Linked DNA regions of Mus musculus: region 1 is linked to region 2. The links are chromatin loops, found by intact Hi-C in ENCODE. Cell type or tissue: heart. All regions are shown on one strand. Links, peaks and the distances in the headings refer to the core of each region. The heading gives the core; the rest is flanking DNA.

What was found. Peaks named below come from ENCODE experiments on the same cell type or tissue, not always from the same donor. Only the 100,000 strongest peaks of a DNase experiment are listed, where the experiment ranks them.
Region 1: it touches region 2 in a loop (1.9-fold over the local background); 2 of 42 quality-filtered maps call a loop at or near these places.

What each region holds. Positions count from the first base shown.
Region 1 is chr2:130,310,430-130,318,080 of GRCm38, forward strand. The region is part of intron 6 of Ebf4 (early B cell factor 4); the gene reads left to right. Among named protein-coding and RNA genes, the nearest start is that of Ebf4, 18 kb to the left of the region's middle. In heart, for the core only: no CTCF peak of the experiment used is centred there; no DNase peak of the experiment used is centred there.
Region 2 is chr2:130,394,097-130,401,747 of GRCm38, forward strand. It overlaps Cpxm1 (carboxypeptidase X 1 (M14 family)), which reads right to left and starts at 3,533. Exons shown (of 14, transcript NM_019696.2): 1 at 3,263-3,533; 2 at 2,235-2,396; 3 at 2,012-2,121; 4 at 1,733-1,872; 5 at 1,540-1,627; 6 at 826-976; 7 at 641-729; 8 at 214-337; 9 at 1-132. The coding sequence starts at 3,410. In heart, for the core only: no CTCF peak of the experiment used is centred there; DNase peaks (open chromatin) are centred at 3,455, 3,655 and 4,135; H3K4me3 peaks cover 1,833 bases; H3K27ac peaks cover 1,752 bases.

The sequences.
Region 1 (7,651 bases), core at 1,758-6,757, 83 kb before region 2:
AGAAGACAGGAGAGTTCTGAGGGCTAGACCTGAGGTGTCCCTTATCCAGAGTCATGGAGATGTAGAACCAGCAACGGAGAATGAATAGAAGCTGCCAGAGTGAGGTAAGAGTAATGTCAGGGCAGTGCCGTGTCCTGGAGCTTAGATCAGAGAATGCCCCAAGTAGGCAACTGCAGCACATACTGCTTGCTCATCACCGGATCATTAGATTTTGCGGTGTCAAAGATATCGAAGACCTCATCAGGAGTTTTTCAGTAGAGTCGAGGTGCATTGCCAAGCCCTTGCACAGCTCTGGGGACTGACCTAACCGGGCAGCAAGGGAGTAAAGGGAGACACACAGAAAAGCTCAGTTTGATAGAGGAGACTCGATGTGCTCATCATAGACAATTCAGCAGCGGGGTGGGGTTACTGCACACAGCTGAGCAAGGAGCTGAAGTTATACAGAAGAAGCAGCAGGGTTGTTAGATCTAGCTGAGCAGGGAAGCAGGCTTAGCTAACCTCAGGAGGAGCAATCTCTGAAGGGAGCAGTCTTCAGTGAACAGTGGGTAGTGGAGTGGTGGTGGCGGCTCTGCACACACTGTCAGCATTCGAACTCAGACCCAAGGAAGGCTTTCCATCCCTGTGGTCCTTACCTGGGAAAAGCTTTGGCACTCGTGTGTGGCTGAGCTACTGGGGTCCTGATGCTTTGGTGTCCATGTCAGCAGTACACATCCAGCCAGGGCGCCACTCACTCCATACAGCATAAAGAGAATGGGGTCGGAGAGTTCAGAAGTACATGCAGAGCAACCCTGAAGGGGTCAGAGAAGCAGGGTGGAGCAGTGTAGGTAAGGACAAGAGAAAGTGTGTGATATGCTGAGAGACCTCAGTACGCAAGGAAGAGAAGGGGGGTTTCTAGGGTAATGTCCTGCAGTTAGGCAAAGGCGTGGACTATAGTGCACAGGTTGGTGTGTTGGTTTTATCTGGGGACTCAGACCACTGGTCCAGGGAAGCAGTGGGGAAGACAGAGGACATGAAGTGAGTTAGTGCGGGAGCTTGCTGACATTCTCTGCCAATTGCTTTCTGGGTTTATTTTATGACTACTTTGTTTTCTCTGGGAAGAAGGAAGGATGAAGCTGAGGATGAAGATGGAGAGGGAGACACTGGGGGTGTGTGTGAAATGGTTGTCTAGGTGTGGACGCAGAACAGGCAAGTGACTGTGTGAGCCCAGGAAAGGGCTTGCCAGCTGAGCACGATGAAAGCTGAGGTGGTAAGAAAGCTAAAGGTGTGTGCAAGATGGCATTACAGAGACGAGTTGACTGAGGAGGGGCTTTGGGAGAGAAAAGGTAGGTTCTGATGGGACCGAAGAGATGAATGACGAGGCAGGAGGAGTTAAGCTGGAAGGTAGAGGGTTAGAGGGGGACTGGAGGGTGGAGTACCTATAGGTGGGAGTATTTTATGGTTGAACTTATTAGTAACATGTAGCCAGAGAAGTGGGAGTGGGGGCTGGGGGGGGGGCGAGCAATGTCAACAGAGGAAGAAAATGCTGGAGAAATGGGGGAGGAAGAGTATCAGAAGGAGAAACTGCATTGCCATTAAAGCCATCACGGGTGGTGTAGAGGAGCAGCATCCGGGTTGTAGACAGCTAAGGAGCGAAAGCTCCAAGGACCGCAGCCAGCGTAAGGCTGACAGGTGACTGCTGCAAGCAATGGCTACCCTACTTCCCCTGTCTCTGTCAGGGGCCGAGTAGTCCCCGCCCAGCAGCTTCCGTTTCTTGTCCTCTGCTAAGCATACCCTCGTGTTTCTCCTAACAGTCTGTTCGCGTTTTGTGCTAGTTTTTCTCCAAGAGTTGGCGTTTCCTAGTGATATATCTGGAGGAAGTTGGTCAGTCCTTTCTTATGTTTGTCCTATTGGCTCTATTTGGCTGTTGTCTCTGAACTGTGCTTGTGGTAAGCTTTGTCCAGTCTTTTTGTTACATTTTGAAAGGCTTTTGTACAAACATTATTTTATTTCTTCCTGGAGATGCTAAGGATGAACCCACGGCCTCCTGAATACTGCTGAGGTACTCCACTGCTGAGCCACACCCTCATCCCTAAGATTATTTATAGTGTTTATCCTATGGGATTGGAGAGATGTCTCAGTGGTTAAGAGCACTCAGAGGCCTGGGTTCAGTTCCCAGCACCCACATGATGGTTTACTACCATCAATAACTCCAGTTTCAGGGGAATCCAACACCGTCTTTTGACACCAGACACACACATGGTATACATACATACATGCAGGCAAATACTCCACATAAAGCAATATTTTTAAAAGAAAAAATATTATATTCTATATGATGCATACAATAGAAAAATAAAATAAAAATCACTAAACATAATAATCGTCTATACCCGTGAATGTACTGATAGACAAGTGGAACATTAAAAAGCAACACCACTGAGTGACGGGCATTGTGGTGCATGCCTGTGATCTCAGCGCTCAGGAGACAGAGGCAGAGGAATGACCCATAGAGCTAGGGCTACATAGAGGCTCTGCTTCAAAACAGCAACAACAGAAGACGCCCTGGGGCTGAGTGTAGTAGAACATACCCACTAGCCCAGTAGTTGGGAAACTTCCACAGGACAGTTAGAGACCACGACTAGGAGGTTCCATTAAACAAAAATAAACAAAACTAAAAAACTCACTTCAGTACACCTGGTTCTTTCCTGTTTCCTCTAGTCCTCTAGTGAAGACAAGCGTGACTTCATTCATTTTCAATGAAGTTATCACAGATTGTGTAATCGCTAAACAAAATGTTGTGTAGTGAGAGTTGTGTTCATTGTTGTTGTTTGTTTGTATTGCTGTTGTTTTGAGACGAGGTCTTACTGTGTAGCTCTGGCTGGCCTGAAACTAGATATGTAGACTAGGCTGGCTTTGAACTCATAAAGATCTGCCTGCCTCTGCCTCCCAAATGCTGGGATTTAAGGCATGTGCTACCATGCCTGGCTTCCATTTTTCTTTTTCAATTATTTGGGTTATTTTCTTGTTTATTTATTTATTATTTTTGAGACACTGAGTAGCCCAGGCTGCTGTTGAACTTGTAATCCTCTTACCTCCTCCCTAGTACAGTGCTGGGACAGTAGGTGTTTGCCACACACAGTCCCCACTTGATTTTAGTGACCTCTTAGTGTTTTAATCATTATAGATTGATGATGATGACGACGATGGTGATGATGTAGCAAGAGTATATAGGGCAATTCCCTCACTTTCCCTAATCATTTTTCAAGAGAATATTGGACATTTAAGCCTTTTGTGTTTTCATGCAAATTTTAGAATCTGCTTGAATAAATCCTTACACCAATACACACACACACTACTTAGTGTGTAATATCTTTTGAGTAATATTACAATGAATACAGTCTATTTGCCCATTTTACAGCCATTTTTAATGCCTTTCGGTAAGGTTGTATAACTTTTTTTTTTTGTTTGTTTTTTGTTTTTTGTTTTTTTCAAGACAGGTTTTCTCTGTGTATACCTGGCTGTCCTGGAACTCACTCTGTAGACCAGGTTGGCCTCGAACTCAGAAATCCATCTGCTTCTGCCTCCCAAGTGCTAGGATTAAAGGCATGCTTCATCACTGCCCAGCTAGGTTGTATAACTTTTAAGTCACATATAGTTACTAATTTTACTCATTTATTCAATAGTTGTGGAACAGCACTGTGTACCAGACCCTGGGTAGATAGTGTATGTACCAGATTCTGACACCAACCAGGTAGACAAGGAACTCAAGATAAGGTACCTAAAGAAAACTGTGGCTACTGTGTCTCTGCCAATCAGAATGCCTTTGTGGCTAAACATCCTTGAAAATGCAGGTTAGTTCTTCAAGCTATGTCAGAAATTCAGGTACGAGAGGGCATTCTCCCATACATGTGCATTCACAGAGGGTCTGTGTTTTCAAAAACCTGACATCATTATAACTTGCATTGTGTCTTTTTAAAAAGTCTGTGGGTGTTTTGCCTTGGTGTATGTATGTGCACAAAGTGCATGCTTGGTGCCAGAGGGGGTCAGAAGAGGGCATTGGATCCTCTGGAACTGGGGTCACAGTTGCTTGTGAGCTACTATGTAGTGCTTGGAACCAAACCTGGGTCTTCTATAAAAGCAACACGAGCTCTTCACCTCTGAGCCATCTCTCCAGCCCTGCACTGAGCTTTTGACACCCCCATGCATCTAGAGGGATTTTCTAAAGGAGCATGGGAACAAACACTCTAAAAGGGAGATCTGGTCTACCTTGATTTGGGAGGAAAAGGGCGACTTTATCAATCTGCCGCCTAGCCTCATAAATACTCACAAAAACCCTTTTAAAAGGAACCTCGTGGGCTGCTCCCTGACTGGAGGCCGTCCACTACAGTCTCTTTGTGGAGTGTTTATTTTGCTTACTTTGTTAAATAAACTTCTGCTTCAATTGTCTATGTCTCTTGGCTGAATTCTTTCCTTCAAGAAGACAAAACCAAGAGACCCCTAGAAGAGTTTCAAGCTTTATATATACAAGAATAAATAAAGCAGATAAGAATACTTGTCCTCGTGGAAGGAGAAAGCACAGGGAGTTAGGTAATTATACGTTTTCATGAAAATGTTGGCTATTTTGGCCTGTTGTGTTCTCATGTAAATTTTAGACCCTACTTATATAAAGTTGAAGTCTTTTTGGAGGAAATAGAGAAATGGGAACAAATAAAAACAATTATGATGGAGACATGCAATTTTAAATGGAGTGGTCACAGGAGACTGAACTGGGAAGGTGGTGTTTGAGGAAGGACTTGAAGATATAAAGGAATGAGCCACTCAGACATACATACCTTCTCACAACCATTTTATATATAGTTCATATCCATTGTAAATTATACCTTTAATTTTTCTTTATTATTGAGAAATCCATATACATGTGCAACAAAATAAGATCATATCTACCCTGATTTCTCCATCCCAACTTGTCACACCCACCCAGAATCCCCCTCAACACTCCCCGAATCCCCCTCAATACTCCCCAACTTCATGTCTGTTTTTAAACAGCTCACTGACATGGATAGGGGTGTGGATCACACACTGGGACATGGGAATCACACCAGAAGCACATCATCAAAAAAGAGTGATTCTCCTCCTCCCAGCTATGGTCAACTTCAAGTAGCTTCTCTGAAAGGAGTGGAGCCTGGAGATCATTTACTCTATCCGTGTTAGGATTTTGGGTGGCTTGATCTTGTGCGGGTAGCCTTAGCTGCCATGAGTTCATGATCGCAGTGGCTGTATCCCACTCAAAAGACAGCATTAACCCCTTTCTCCGGCTCTTGCATTCTTTCTGCCTTCTGCAGAACATCCAGTCTCTTATTCTTACCGCTCTGACCAGTTGTGCTGCACTGACTGGTGTCCACCGCGAAAAGGGAGCTCCTGTCCAAGGCCGAGAACAGATCAGGTCTATGGAGATAAACATAAATATGTGGAAGTCATTTTGGAAAGTGTGACCACCACTTAGCAAAACAGCAACAAGTTCTGACCTAGGGTCCATGAGCCACCCAGCCATGGACTTTTACAATTTTTGTTTTGAAATTTTATGTGCATAAATGTTTTGCCTATATGATGTGTGTGTTTGATGTGTGTGGAGGTCAGAAGAGGACATCAGCTCTCTTGGAACTGGAGTTACAAATGATTGTGAGCCACCATGTGGGTGCCAGGAACCAAAGCTGGGTCCTTTGGAAAAGCAACCAATGCTCTTAACTGATGAGCCACCTCTCTAGTGCCACCCCTGAACTCTTGACCAAGAATGACATTTCCACCATGCCTACATATCATTTGCTGATAATCAACCAGTTTTCACATGTGATCTTTTTGCTTTTCTGTACATATGTTGGTTTATTCAAACGGCCATTTTAACTATCCAAGCCTTTTACATGTGACTTTTTTTTTTTTTGCACTGTGTAGGGCTACAATCATAGCCTTGAGTACCATAAGCATTGTAAGCTGGGTGTGGTGGAGCATATCTTTAATCTCAACACTGGGGAAGCAGGGGCTGGCAGAATTCTATAAGCTTGAGGTCAGCCTGGTCTATGTAACAGTTCCAAGCCATCTTGTCAAAAAACAAGCAACCAAGCACTATAAAGAGTGTTATTTGATTATTTACATGTTATTTTTATTGTTTTGTTTTTTATTTCCAAAACAGGGGTCTCTGTGTAGCCCTAGCTGTCCTTGAACTCACTTTGTAGACCAGGCTGTTCTTGAATTCACAGAGATGCAGATGTCTCTGCCTCCTGGGTGCTGGGATTAAAGGTGTGTGCCACCACTGCCTGGCTGCTTTGTTGTTCTTTTTTTAGACCAGGCCTTCCTATATAACCCAGGCTAGCCTCAAACTTGTGATCTTCCAGCCTCAGCTTCCCAAGTCTTGGGAATATAAGAGTAAATGGCAGTTCATGGTTTATAATGGGCATTCTTGTTTTGTTTTGAAATAGTGTCTCACTGTGTAGCCTTGGCTACATGGCATGTAGACATATTTATTTATCTGATTGGTTGGTTCTTCTTTTTTCCCAGGACTCACTCCCATTCCTCTTTTTACATTTTGTTTTGAAACAGGGTCTCACTAAATTTCTCATGCTGGCCTTGGTCTCATCCTGTATCTCAGGCAGACCTTGAATTTGTGATCCTCCTGCCTCCACCTTCCAAGTACTTGGGATTGAAGGCCTGTACCACTAGGTCGTTTTGTTGTTGATTTGAAGGTCTCGCTGCTATAGTACAGTGGCACACATCTGCAATTCTGGCAATTGAGAGGACGATCAGCAGTTCAGGTTTAGCTTTGGCTATGCTACAAGTTCAAGGTTACCCTGTACCACATAAGACCCTTTCTCAAAATAACAACAAAGAATGTTAACTCCAGCTATCTATCTGGAGTTACCATGTTTCGTTCAGTTAAGAAAGGTGGTTTTCCATTTTAATCATGGAGGGATGTTCAGTTTAAAGTGTTGCTTTCTCTGGGTGTGTTGAGTTCATCATGTAGCTTTACCCTTCAATCTGCTTATCTGTTAATCTGCTGAATTACACTAACAGTTTTTTTTTTAATTGTGTGCACACATATGGAAGTTAGAGGTCAAGGTTGATGTCTTTCTCCATCTCTTCCACCTTACCTTTTGAGACAGTCTCTCACCAAGTCTCTGATGTGCACAGATTGGCCGGCCAGTGAGTCCAGGGATCTGCCTGTCTCCTTCCCCCACCAGGGTTACAGATGTCCGTGATCTATGACTCTTGTAGATGATGCTGAGGATCAAATTCAGGTCTCATGCTTGTGCTCCATGGACTTTACCAACTGAGCATCTCCCCAGCTCCATCAATGCAGTTTAAGACCGAGTGACTCATGGTGTGGGGGCCTATGAGGATTTGCTGTCTTCCTCTGCTACACTACTTGTTCTGCCAATCATGTGTTCAACATGCTTGCCTTTATGTTCATCTGTGTTTGATAAATTTCTTCTCTTTTTTTAAAATTAGATATCTTTTTAATTTACATTTCAAATGTTATTTCCTTTCCTGGTTTTCCCTCCGAAAACCCCTAGCCCCTTTCCCCTCCCCCTGCTCACCAATCCACCCACTCCTACTTCCTGGCCCTGGCATTCCCCTACACTGGGGCATCGAGCCTTCACAGAACCAAGGGCCTCTAATC
Region 2 (7,651 bases), core at 1,256-6,255:
TGAGCAGCCGAGTCACTCTCGGGTCCCCTCGCAGGAACTCATGGCATAAGAACTGCATCAAAAGCAGAAGCAACTCCCGCCCCAGGGCCTCATTCCCATGCATTCCAGCCACGTAGCGGACCTCGGGCTCGCCTGAAAACACACGGAAGCTTAGAGTCAGCTCGCACCAGCGTCTGCCCTGTGCCCACCTCTTCCCATGCCACCAAACAGTACCCAGCTCATGCTCCCCAGGATGGTCTGACATTTCCATCACATACAGCTTCAAACCCTGGTGGCTCTTCCCGATGCTGTAGATGCGCGTGATGTTGGGGCACTGCTCATTCACCTGTTTCATCAGCTGGGAAGCAGAGAGGAGCACGAGGCGGTTACACACAGACCATGTGTAACCATGGAAAGACTTACAGATCCACACAGATGGGAGCAATATAGTATGATCCAGAAAAAGGCACAGGAGTTGGGGGTGGGGGTGGGGGCAGAAAAGGTGTCATGACAAGGTAACTGGAACAGAACTTAAGAGATTGAGAGAAGTAGAAGAAAGGGGACACAAAGACAGGGGACTCATGGGTAGTCATAGACAGTTTGCCCTGGTAGGAAGGAGATAGGCAGACCTCCTTCCAGGGTCAGAGAAGTCATATCTGACCTTTCTCATAGCTTTATAATTGTGATGCCGGAAGTCCAAAGAGTTCGAAGATCCCAGTGTGTGGGCCTCAGGGAACAGGTCATTAGGATCTGGTGGCAAGTGAGTTCCAGATAAAAGGTCAGTACCTAGTGAAGAATGTCCCTCGAACCAGGCCCTGCCCATACAGCCTTTGCCCAGCTGCCCACCTGAGACTGGGCAGGCCAGGATCTCTGCCCGGAGGCAAGGTGCACCTCCCTGAAACCAGGTCTGAGGCAGCAGGCGAATGAATCGAGCCACCTGAGGCTCTGGCAGAAGGTTCAACACTGGGGTCTCTGCGTCTGAATTGGCAGGAAATACCTGGAGATATGGAATGCCTTGTTGAAGCTGCTCAGACCCGATGCTGGCTCAAGATCGGGGGAAAGGAATTAAGGCTCTCATACTCACAAGCCAGCCCTCCCTGGTAGATACAACTGGAGACATGCACTGTGTTAAACATGGACCCCCATTTCCACAGCTCCTGCCAGCGGGCAACCTTGGGCAGCTGTGTTTTCTGGCATAGTCTCCGCTCGTTAAAACAATATACCCATTCTGGAGTATTGTACCAAGGAGGCCCATGAGATGGAAAACCAGAGCCATGAACAGGCAAGAAGCAAATAACCCCGAGGCTCACAGTCAGAAGGGATGTCCCAGAAAGAAGATGCAGCACCTACGCCATGGTGGAATTAATGGGGCTATCCCAAAGGAGCTAGTGCTTGGTAAGTAACTTCCCTGTGAACGCACAAAGCCCTGGATTTGAACCTCAGCACTGCAAAAACTCCAGCTTTCTCCTGGAGTCTATGTGTGTATTTGCTTATTTGCAGAGGATTCTCCTCAGCCCAGCACCCTAATGAACTGGTTCCAACCACTTCGGGGTCACTCACTATGTCCATTCCAGTACTGTTCCTACTCTTCCACCAGGTCTGGCTGTCATTGCTGAACTGGACCTTGAATGATGTGACCCAGTCATACCTGGCCGCAGAGATAGAGAAACATTAGTGACCCTGAAGAGCCACTAAAGTGGTGGCACTTCCAAGTCTGATCACTAACAACTTCCAGGCTAAGCGTGAGCCTCACCTCCACACAGAGTTTCTGCCCTGTGTAACAATTCCTGCGAAGCGGACGGGATTCTTTGCATCCACCTGAAGCCAAGGTTCAGTGTCTTGTTGCTCAGCGCACCAAGCGCCATCATACAGGTCACCGTCCTCCAGACCTGACTGTGGACACAAGGTCACGGTGATCAAGCCCAGGTAGGCCACAAAGACGAGCAAGGGGGGGGGGGGGGAGACAAGGAGATGGTCCTAAGGCTGTGCTTCCTACGCCTCCCTCAGACCTGGCTGAGCAAGGGCCACTGACCTGGATATTGAGCCGTCCTCGGTGTGCTCCAAGACCAAAGGACTGGCTGCTGGAGGCCTCCAGCTGGCTATCTGAAACCCTCAAGGACTCCAAGCCTAGAGGGGGACATCCTGGGGTAAGGATAGAACAGTGAGACAGGATTAGATAGAGGGTAACCAGAGAGGCTCGAGAACGGAGCCTAAGCTTGTTCATAGGCTAGGCGGGGCCCCTGGGTAAGCAATACCTGGTTCTTGTTTCTCAGGGAGAGTGAGGGTCTTTGCTGGGTGAGTGGGCACCACAGGCCTAGCAGTCCCCAAGGGACCAGGGTGCCTTAGCTTCTTTCGCTTCTTGACAACGATCTTTTTTTTCTTGATGACTCGAAGCCGGACATGCCGTTCTGAGGTCTCTAGGGTACCAGGGGACAATGTACCAAAGAAGAGAAGAATGTCATGAAACCCAGACGGAAAGGTCTGCTAGCCCAAGAAGGCATTTGGGCATATGTGACACCTACAACAATTACTGACATCCTAGCACAGCACACAAGACCTGTTTCCTAACTCCACCTGCCTCTTTTAGTCATTTCTTCAGTTTTTCCTTCTTAACACAACATCTTTGGCTCACGTCCCCTCTGACTCCCTGATTCAGGGGAGAGCAACACTGAGCCATTAGAGACTGGTCACTCTGAAGGTCTGAAGTTAGTTTTTAACCTCCAGGCCTTGCTCTGGTCCGTCCTCTTCGGTAATACTACCTCCTGTCTCTAATCTTGCATCTACTCTCATCAACCTCCAAGCCTTCCTTATCTTCAGACTAAGCCTCGGGTCTTTTCCTGAATGAAGTCCGTGCTTGGCCTACCTGCTGGCCTCAGAGCTCCTAACTAAGGAAGAAGTTGGGAAGCCAGACAGTCTGCCTGCGCCCATCACGAGGCAGTGATCTTTCCTCCAGGCAGCCTCACTCCCTGTCTTTTCCCCTCCAGTCCATGGCCTTACACACCATCCTGCATAGGCTTGTCCCCTTTTAGTCTGGTGTCTCTTCACCTTTCCAGATTCTGGCCTCAAATTTCATTTGTGAAGAAGGCAGGCTGGAGTTGGGGCAGCCAGCATCCCGCTGGGCCTGCCCTAAGACTGCTGACTAGGTCTGGCCAGGATGGGGCTGCTGACTCAGCAGCCATTGCACTGGGCTGTGCTTGTCCCCGTTCACAGGGCGAGCTGGAGGACCCAGCTGGGGGAGTGGGTCTGACCTGCCCAGCAGCCGACCATGGGACCCAGAGCTCACCATTTGCCTTTGTGGACGGCTGTGCAACGCTGCTGTGTGGAGCCAGGGTTGAGCCCGGCGCCAGGCCCGGCACTGAGGCGCTGGGAGCCCCCAGCCCCAGACCGACGGAAGGCGCAAAGGCGGTCACTGCGAGCAAGAGACCCCACATAGCGGGAAGGGTCGACGAGCGCGCTGTGCCGAGGTTCTTGGTGGGTTCTCTTCTTCCTGCGGGCGTCTGCGGAGCCCCCCGCCCCTTCCTGCTCGCCCGCCCTCCACCGCCCCACGCCCCTCTGCAGCCTCCGGCCCGCCCACAGCCACTCTCTGGAATCCGACACCCTAGGAGGGGGAGGGCTGCGGAGAGCCGCGACATCCCCCGGGGGCGGCTGACTCTGGTGAACCGCGAGGACCCCCGGGGGGGGGGGAGGGCGGCGGGCTGGGGTCCAGAGACCCAATGTCGCAGCCTCACCGGTGTCCGGCCCTACACAGGCTGCAAAGTCACCGCACATTCTGTTCGACTGCGCGCGCCTATCCCATCTGCAGGCACCTATGCAAGGCGCTCTGCACGTGGTCTGAATCTTAGTCAAACTTCAGTTTGCAGGCTGATAAACTGAAGCTTGCATTGGGCCTTGTTGACGTGGCCAAGGTAACAAAAGCTGGGGGCTTTGGAAACTACAACTTGAGAGGAAAATCCATCCAGAACTTAGGGTGCCTTGCTGGGGTGGGTAGGGCAACGGGGAAAGACCGCAGGAGAGCAGTGGGGGTGGAAGGCTAGGGTTGCGTTGTGGGGGTGAGGGGTCCTCCATTAAACCCAAAAACAAACTGTGGGTGCAAAGAGAGGCGGCGCTTCCTCTCCGACCCGCCTCCTCTCTTTTTCCCTCCCGGGGCTGCCACGTTTTGGGGTTACATAACTCGAGGAAGGCAGCCAGAGCTGATAACCAGAGGGCTGGCGTCAAGAACCGTGAGACCAAGTCTAGTCTTAATGGGATTCCCGCACTTCTCGATCCACCTCCTTCCCCTCCTCCTCCCATCCTCCTCCAGGAGTTCTCTGACCTGTTTTCCCCAGGACCCCTCTAGATTCTCCCCACACCGGAGTCACCTGCCCCAAAGAAAGGCCTGTGCCACTGGTGCTTGCTCTGCCTTCGCTGTAGTCCCCCAAGAAGTGTCTATGTAAATGAGCTGAATAACCTCAAGTCAAGCCTGCACCTTTCAGAACCACCTTTCTGGTTCTGCAGCAGAACCAGAGCCTGGTGGAAATGCGTGGGGCCAGGTGTGGGGCTCCTGAACTGAGGCCACCTCCTATAGGGACCACTGCAAAGGAGTAAGCCCTGTCATCTAGCCCAACTATGGCACTCCAGGAGGGTCAGAGAACTCTGAGAAGGGAGTGATCACGGAGGACCCATACATGTCCAAGTCCCGTTTTGGTGCTCCCACCTAAGAAGCAGTGCTAGGCTCAGCTCACCAGATAGGCATAGAGAAGTTTAAGGAAGACACCATGTTCTACTGTCCTTTCTGATGCTGTGACAAAATACTCGGACAAAAGGCAACTTGGGGAAGGTAAGGATTTATTTCTAATTACAGGTTCATTCAGGGAAGTTGAGGCAGAACTCAGGCAGGAACGAACTTGAAAAACAGAAACCAGAGGAAACCCTGCTGGCTAGCTAGCAGGCTCCTGCTTAGATTTTTTATATAGGACAGAACCACTGTCAGGGGAATGGCGCTGCCCACAGTGGGCTAGGCCCTCCCTCATATACTGATTAGCAATCAGGATGATCCTACATAGGCTGATCTCATCTCTGTGGTTCCTCAGTTAGGTTTTCCTCTCTGATGTGTTGACAATAAAGGCTAACAGAATATGTTTTAAAGCACAGACTTTCTGAATACAGGGCCAGTGCACACAGGCAAGACCGTAGACTGCTTCCTTGACTTGCAGGCCACTCTCTGAGCCAAGTCTCAGCTCTAAGGAGGAGAGAAGACAAAAATACCAACAGGACAACAGGACATCTCAGACTCTGCCCCTACTCCCTCCTTCCAGACTCTCCCTCAGAGCTTCTATATGTCCCTCTTAGTCCCTGAGCCCCTTGGCATCTTCTCACACCCATGTCTTGCTAGGCTACTGTCTCTGGCCCCGGCCACTTGATACACAAAGGCAGGAAGTCAAAAGACTATTGACTCTAGGGACATGACAGCAACTTTATATCCAATCACCCACAGAGCCTGGTCTCTATCTCTAAGAGCCACATGGAGGACCTTTGGATATCACAGGGCAAGTATATGTCTCAGGGAACAACCTCCTAGGCTCCTAGTAGGGTGGGGCACCTGTCCAAAGGAGTTCTTAGACGAGGGACAGGCTGGGATCAGGAAGAGCTCAAAGATGACATGAGCAGAACAGCAAGCCTCACTCTCAAAAGGAAACGTTAAAGAATACAATGAATAAATAAAATTCTGATTCCATTTTGCCCTTTTGGTTCTAGGTGTGAGATCTTTTTCTATGCAGGAAGCACCAATAATTCTAATTTCACATACACTATGAACTGGTAGAACTCTATGGGTTTTGTAAAGCCCCGTGCCTTAGGCTTTTATTGATGTAAAGAGACACTATGACCACGGCAAGTTTTATAAAGGAAAACATTCCATCAGGATTAACAGCTCAGAGGTTTATTCCATTGTCATCAGGCAGGAAGCATAGCGGGGCACAGGCAGAAATGGTGTTGGAGACTTGAAAATTCTATATCTGGGTCTTCAGACATCAGGAAGAGACTGCTACACTGGTCATGGCTTGGGCATCTGAGACCTCAAAACCAGACTCCTAGTGACACACCTCCTTCAACAAAGAACCTATTCCAATAAGGCCACACCTCCTAGTAATACCACTCCCTATGGCCTATGGCAACCCTTTTCTTTCAAACCTCCCCACCCCACCCCATGCTGATCTCTATGTTCCAGGAATGACCTTGGATTGTGAGCCTCCTGACTCTGCCTAAGGAGTGCTGGAATTACAGGTGTGCACGAACCACCACCTTCAGTTCATTAAAAGTGTGATTTAGGCTCCCTGGTCTTCCCTGTTCAGCCATATTGGGCACCTGGGCACTAGGGCTGCTTAACTCTGGTAAAATGGATATTGTTGCCTCAGTGACCTCAACTACATGGTCTATGTTCCAGTAAATTCCACTCATGGCAAGTTCCTTGGAATAGTCAAGGCTGAGAACAGGAAATTTGTCATCAGTGGGAAGACAGTCACCATCTTCCAGGAGCAGGATCCTGCCAACACCAAATGAGGTGATGCTGGTGCCAAGTATATTGTGGAGTCAATTGGTGTCTTCACCATGATGGAGGCCAGGGTCCACTTGAAGGGTAGGGGCAAAAGTCATCATCTCTGCCCCTTCAACTGTTGCCCCCATGTTTGTGATGGGAGTGAATCATAAGAAGTTCCACACTCACTCAAGATTGTCAGCAACGCTGCTTCCTGCACCACCAGCTGTTAACCCCCACCCACCCAGCCAAGGTCATCCATGACAACTGCAGTGTCATAGCACATGGCATCACACCATCCAAAATAATCACGGACAACCCCTTTGGAAAGGGTGGTGGGATGGTTGTGGGGCTGCCCAGAACATCATCCCCGCATCCACTGGCACTGTCAAGGTTGTGGAAAAGGGCATGGTACATTGGCATATAGGCAGGCAAAACACCCATACATAGAAAATAAATTGAAATTGTTTTTAAAAGGCAATAAAGCAGGCATCTGAGGCCCTGCAGGGTATTCGGGGCTCTAGGAGGGGGAACAGGCTGTTTCCCGTGGCTTTAAGTCTTTCACTCTTGATGCTGGGGCTGGCATTGTTCTCAATAACAACTTTGTCAAGCTCATTTCCTGCTTTGAATTCAGCTATGACTGCAGGGTGGTGGAGCTTATGGTTCTCATGGCCTCCGAGGAGTACGAAGCCCTGGACCACCCACCAGAAAGAACAAGAAAGGAAGAGAGAGGCCCTTGACTGCTGGAGAGTCCCTCTCTGAACTCAGCCCCCAACACTCTTTTTAAGAAAAAAAAATTTTTTTTATTCTTTAATTACAGTCCAATCTTTACTCCTGGTCTGTCCTCTGACTGTTCATCCCATACCTCCTCCCCCGCAACACCCCCTCACACACCATCTCCAAGTGGATGTCCCCATCCCCAACCCCCAATCCCCACCCCACCAAACCTCCCCACTCCCTGGGGCCTCAAGGTTATGTGCATCGTTTCTCACTGAGGCCAGACTAGGCAGTCCTCTGCTGTATATGAGTCAGGGGCCTCATATCAGCTGATGTATGCTGCCCGGTTAAACCCCCAACATTCTTAGCATCTCCTGTCACAGTTTTCATTCCAGGACTCCAGAAGAAGTGGGGAGCTTGCAGCCCTACTCCCTTGAATAATAT